2 separate regions of the Homo sapiens genome follow, and region 1 is linked to region 2. Evidence: read pairs that join two places in POLR2A ChIA-PET (ENCODE). Cell type or tissue: PC-9. All regions are shown on one strand. Each heading gives the region's core, and the rest is flanking DNA. Links, peaks and the distances in the headings are about the cores only.

Evidence for each region. Peaks named below come from ENCODE experiments on the same cell type or tissue, not always from the same donor. Only the 100,000 strongest peaks of a DNase experiment are listed, where the experiment ranks them.
Region 1: POLR2A ChIA-PET joins it to region 2 with 20 read pairs; 2 of 35 experiments call an interaction of 5 or more read pairs at or near these places.

Annotation. Positions count from the first base shown.
Region 1 is chr1:94,561,666-94,564,588 of GRCh38, reverse strand. LOC105378861 (a long non-coding RNA gene) reads right to left here and starts at 1,486. Exons shown (of 3, transcript XR_001738160.3): 1 at 976-1,486. In PC-9, for the core only: no CTCF peak of the experiment used is centred there; a DNase peak (open chromatin) is centred at 1,568; H3K27ac peaks cover 1,146 bases.
Region 2 is chr1:94,615,961-94,618,883 of GRCh38, reverse strand. It overlaps SLC44A3-AS1 (SLC44A3 antisense RNA 1), which reads left to right. Exons shown (of 6, transcript NR_160780.1): 6 at 1,813-2,532. All of the region lies in intron 1 of LOC105378861 (a long non-coding RNA gene), which reads right to left. Among named protein-coding and RNA genes, the nearest start is that of MIR12133, 74 kb to the right of the region's middle. In PC-9, for the core only: no CTCF peak of the experiment used is centred there; DNase peaks (open chromatin) are centred at 1,283 and 2,203; H3K27ac peaks cover 2,049 bases.

The sequences.
Region 1 (2,923 bases), core at 267-2,766, 54 kb after region 2:
CTATAGAACCCTATTTAATTCATGTCATCTGGAGTACTATAAGTCATTGATAAAAATTTGTGGAACTGAATTGAATGAAGCTTGATGTCCTAATCTGGCAGGTAGAGTCATCCATTAATTGACCTCTAATCTAACATTAGCTCACACTCCTGGATCTAGTTAAGCCAACATCCTCACTGCTCTTGTCCTCTCTGGATAAAGCTTGGCAAAGTTTACAAACTTTGATAAATCAGTATTACATGAATGTAACATTCTAGAACACAAAATATTATTTGCCCAGTTAGAATAAAGGACCTTTCAAGAATTAACCTGTTTTAACTCCTAGATTGCATTAGTCAACTGCCTCTTTCAAAATAATTTAGACTTTTGAAATTGATATTGACAGCAGTGATATCAATTTCACTGTTGATAATGATGATACTTTATCTTGATTTAGTCGCTTTTGTTTAGGGATATTTGTTGAAAGACTGTCACTAAATCATTCATTCAATTAATATTTTTAAGTACTTCATGGGCCAAGTATGGTACCTGTTCCTGAGTATATAAGGGTGAATAAAATAAACCTGTTCTGTTGCCTTTGTGGAGTTTCTAATCTTGTCAGGAACACAGGTAAGAAACAAGAAAACAAATGTATTGTTATAACTTACAATACATGCTATTAAAGACAAAAACGGTGTACAGGACAGAAAATAACAGGGAAGACCTTTGCCTAGGATGGTCAGGGAAAGCCTCTCTGAAGAAGTGACATTTGAGCCTGGACTCTGCCATGCAATAAAAACAAAACAACAACAACAACAACAACAAAAAGAAAATGGGTCACACAGCCTTTAATAAATTCTAAATAATTTGCATAATTCTGACATAGTTCGCAACGGCCATTATACTTTTCTATGTTCATATAAAAAAGATTTTTTAGCTTTATCTTACAACTAATCAGAATTCATGATACTTATATTATATATTTAGAATACTTACCAAGGAGATGCTCTGTTCTTTATCCTCCTGGAGCATGTTCTTTGTTATTCATTCAAGCTGGGTTGAATGACAGCATTTATAGTTGTGTCTCCTAATGACATTGATCCCACCAAGTGGTTCCAAGTATGCAGGCTTCTGTGGGCTCATATTGGTCCAGTCCCACAGCCACATATCATAAACCCTTTAGATGATGCAGATTATTCTGGTTAGAATGTGGTATCTGTGGAATATCTGGGAGATATTGGGATTAGAGTCTGGTGACAGCATCAGTTGCATTCCACCCCTGACCAGCACCTTCACAGCTTTGTGCTGCAGATCTTATAGGGAATTACAGGGAAGTGGAGGTTCATCAGGGCAAGTCCTTCAAACCTCACAGAGGTACTACAGGAGGGCACCTAGCGATTGTATTAATTGGTTCATTCTGAAGTGGCTGATCTTCTCAGAAGCAGGACAAACGTAACTCAGAAGCATGAGAGGCATGCAGCCACTGTTGATGGCTGTGCCTGATCTCAGAGGGCCCTGCCGAGAGCAGATGTTTACTTAGCCACTCCTCATGGCTGTGAGCACCCAACCTGGACAGGGAAATTAGTGTGAATTCCAATGCCCAAACACAAATGCCAGGGATCCTCCCTGAGTTTCTGAAGGGAATGTGTGCATACTATTAAAGAGAAGGACAACCGGATAGTCACAAGGAAGGCTGGACTTCCTTAACAGAGATTGTTTATCTAGTTTTAAGCAACTCGAGGTGCTGTAAGCAGGAGCCATGAGCAAAGCAACACGTGTAGGATTAGTTAGAACAGGGATCCCCCACCACTGGGCCATCAACTGATACCAGTCCATGGCCTGTTAGGAACTGGGCTACACAGTAGGAGGAGAGTGGTGGGCGAGCGAACAAAGCTTCTTCTGTGTTTACAGCCACTCCCCTTCAATTGCATTACTGCATGAGCTCCGACTCCTGTCAGATCAGCTGTCACATTAGAATCTCATGGAGTGCAAACTCTGTTGTGAACTGTGCACGTGCAGGATCTAGGTTGCCCGCTCCTTATGAGAGTCTAATGCCTGATGATCTGTCACTGTCTCCCGTCACCCCCAGGTGGGACTGGGGTCCCACTGATGCTACATTATGGTGAGTTGTATAATTATTTCATTATATATTATAATGTAATAATAATAGAAATAAAGTGCACAATAAACCCAATGCACTCGAATCATCCCGAAAAGATCGCCCCACCAACCCCAGTCTGTGGAAAAGTTGTCTCACATGAAACCAGTCCCTGGTGCCAAAAAGGTTGGGAACTGCTGTGTGAGATGACTATCGATTTACAATTCATCAAATAAAACAAAGCATGTCTGATCTGGCCTGCAAAAGGTGAGATAATGGCTGCACTAATAAGAAGTGCAATAAGGGGATCAGGAAGCGAGACACCAAGCAGAGCTGAATGACCTGGATGAATGCATGGCCATTGCGTTTCTGTTCAGGGGAGTATTTACCACTGGGAAAACAGTTGCTTGGTTTGAGAACTAAGCTCAAATAAGGACCTTAGATATAAATCTATTATTGTTGTGGGAACCCATAATACTCAGAAGCATCTCTCACCAAAATTGGATTCATTCCTTTATTCTTTCACTTACCAATATTTGTTGAGCACCTACTGTGTTCCAGATTCTATTGCTGGGTCCCCAGTGCCTCCGAATGAAACAGAGGAAGTCCCTCCTTTCATGGAGCTCACCTTGTGTGGTGTGGGGCTGAGGGAGGTAGAAAATAAACTAGCTAACAAACAAGTGCTATGAAAAGCAATAAAGTGGGTAAGAAGAGGATGAAACTATAGGGTCATGAGAAGGGGCCTTAAGAGAAGCCCTCTTTGAGGGCTATTTTATATAGAGTACTCCAGGAAGGCCTCTCTGAGGAATGACATTGTGCAGGAAGTTCAAGGTAAACCATGGGAAG
Region 2 (2,923 bases), core at 126-2,625:
TTTCACCTCAGTCTTATGGTCCTGTGATCTCCCCCTGCCTCCACTTGCCTTGTGATATTCTATTACCCTGTTAAGTACTTGATGTCTGTCACCCACACCTATTTGCACACTCCCTCCCCTTTTGAAAATCCCTAATAAAAACTTCCCTAATAAAAACTGGCTGGTTTTGTGGCATCACGGATCCTACCAACGTGTGATGTCCCCCGTGGATGCCCAGCTTTAAAATTTCTCTCTTTTGTACTTTGTCCCTTTATTTCTCAAGCCAGCAGATGCTTAGGAAAACAGAAAAGAACCTATGTGATTTTCGGGGCGGGTTCCCTGAAAGACCGCCACCATGGACAGCTCAGCCAGGGCCATCTTCTGCTCTGACATTCCCTCATGCCCTGCCTTGCTGTTGTATCATGGAAAAGGGTGGGATGAAGGTTTAGGAGGTGACCTGCATTCATGTCCCAACCCTGCCACTTTTAGCTATATGAACTTGGTTGACTCACGCTCTCTGAGTCTCACTCAAAAAAGACCCTATATGTGTAGATTTATAGATGGGGATGGTCCAGATGGTGTGAGTGGTCAGCTCCGGCTCTAAATCCTGGCATTTTCTGGGATGTGGATGAGTATGGCGAGAGGCAGGCAGCCCAGCTGCTGGCAGCACGTGGCTAGTGGATGCCGGTGCCTCGAGCTCTCTCAGAGACCACATCCAGGTTCCCTGTATACCAGCCCCAGGATGTACACACACCATAGTACCACCCCTAAATGTAGATGGCAAATATTTATTTGAAGTGTTACCAGAAAGGGATCCTAATTTAGACCCCAAGAGAGGACTCTTGGACCTTGGGCAAGAAAGAATTCGGGGCATTTCCACAAAGTGAAAGCAAGTTTATTAGAAAAGTAAAGGAATAAAGAATGGCTACTCCATAGGCAGAGTAGCAGCACGGGCTGCTCCACTGAGTATACTTATAGTTATTTCTTGATTATATGCAACAAAGTGTGGATTATTCATGAGTTTTCCGGGAAAGAGGTGGGCAATTCTTGAAACTGAGGGTTCCTCTCCCTTTTAGACCAAATAGGGTAACTTCCTGATGTTGCCATGTCATTTGTAAACTTCATGGCACTGGTGGGAGTGTCTTTTAGCATGCTAATGTATTATAATCAGCGTATAATGAGCAGTGAAGATGAGCAGAGGTCACTTTCATTGCCATCTTGGTTTTGGCAGATTTTGGCCAGCTTCCTTACCACATCCTGCTTAATCAGCAAGGTCTTCGTGACCTGTATCTTGTGCCGACCTCCTATCCCATTCTGTGACTAAGAATGCCTAATGCCTAACCACTTGGGAATGCAGCCCAGTAGGTCTCAGCCTTATTTTACCCAGCCCCTATTCAAGATGGAGTCACTCTCATTTGAACACCTTTGACAGAATCACATAATCATATAACATATGCTGAGGACCTTTTGCAGAACAAGAGGGACTGAGGGCTGTGCTATGAGGGCTACAAAAGATGTGCACATCCAGACCCTTGCCCTCAGGAAAGTGTCCAATGCCAGCTGTGTCTGCAACAGGCTGTGAGGACTTGGGCACACTACAACCTCTCTAAGCCTATTTCCTCATCTGTGAAGCAAGGATAATAAAACTTATCTTACTCGTTATAAAAATCAGAGGTAATACGCATAAAGCTTGTTGGATTGTTTTTAGGATCGGATTATTGTTAAGAAATAGATATTATATGTTAAACTCCTAGCATAGTGCCTAGCAACTGGTAGGCATTGAATAAATGGTAATTACTATTGTTACTAATATGCTATTGTCATTATTTTTAGTGTGGATCAGTGTTAAAAGTGCTTCATGGAGAAATGGAGGCCTGAAAGCGACTCTGAAGGAGGAGTGGGGCTCAGCAAACAGCAGACGAGTTTCAATCCAAGCACCCATTACCCCCCTAACACACGGCATACGTGCATCTCATCTCCTCCTGTGTCGCTAAGAAGCTACCCATATGTCTGTCATTAATTCTCCAGAATCCTTGGACACACCCCTCTGCAGAGCTTTCTAACAGGAAATACAAGTCTCAGATTTTTTTTTAAGTTAAAATTGAGTGCAGCACTCATACCTTTCTTCGAGCATGAACCGTCAATCAACACTGCCTCATGAGCTACTGCTCTCCTGCTCTTTGAAAAGACAAATCCTTATTTCTTTGTAGTGATCCAGAAGGCAGTGGGAAGAATGACAGGTGCTTGGTTATCTTCAATTTAATCTCTACCTTTCAATGGGGCTAGTGCAAGCTAGGGCCATTTTACTGCACCCAAAGGAATTTAAGACATTTCTATTATCTCTAAAGAATCCAGATTAACATGCCTTCTTGGTGGGCAGGGAGACCAGCTATGAATTCTAGGATCTCAATTCAAATGCTTTTGAATTCTTCCTGCTTGTTCAGTTAATTACATATATGTCACCACAATCTTGCTTTTTTTTTTCTATGCTTCTAATTTTCTCTGAAACTATAACATTATTTTAGGGGTTAATAAATTTGTAATTGGAAAAAATGTTTTTACTTCTTTAGGCTCATCTTTCCTCCCTTCCTTCTTCCCCTCCCCAACAAAACCTTTATTTTCTCAAGTGTCCATTCTTTCTGTAGGAAAAACCATCATCATAATTACAATATGTTAAGTGACTACTATATGCCAGGAATTAGCTCAATTCTTCACTTATTTTATTTTACATAATCCTTTCCAAAACCCCCTGTCATAAGTAATATTATTATTCCTACTATATAGCTGAGACTCCTGAGGATAAGAGAGGTCAAGTAATTTGTCCACTGCATTAGGTGGGTAGAGCTAGGACTTTAATCCAGAACACCAATGACTGTTCTCTTCTTCACCATTACACTACTTTTTTCAAATTTCTAGAGACCTTCATGAATTCTTTGCATTTTGT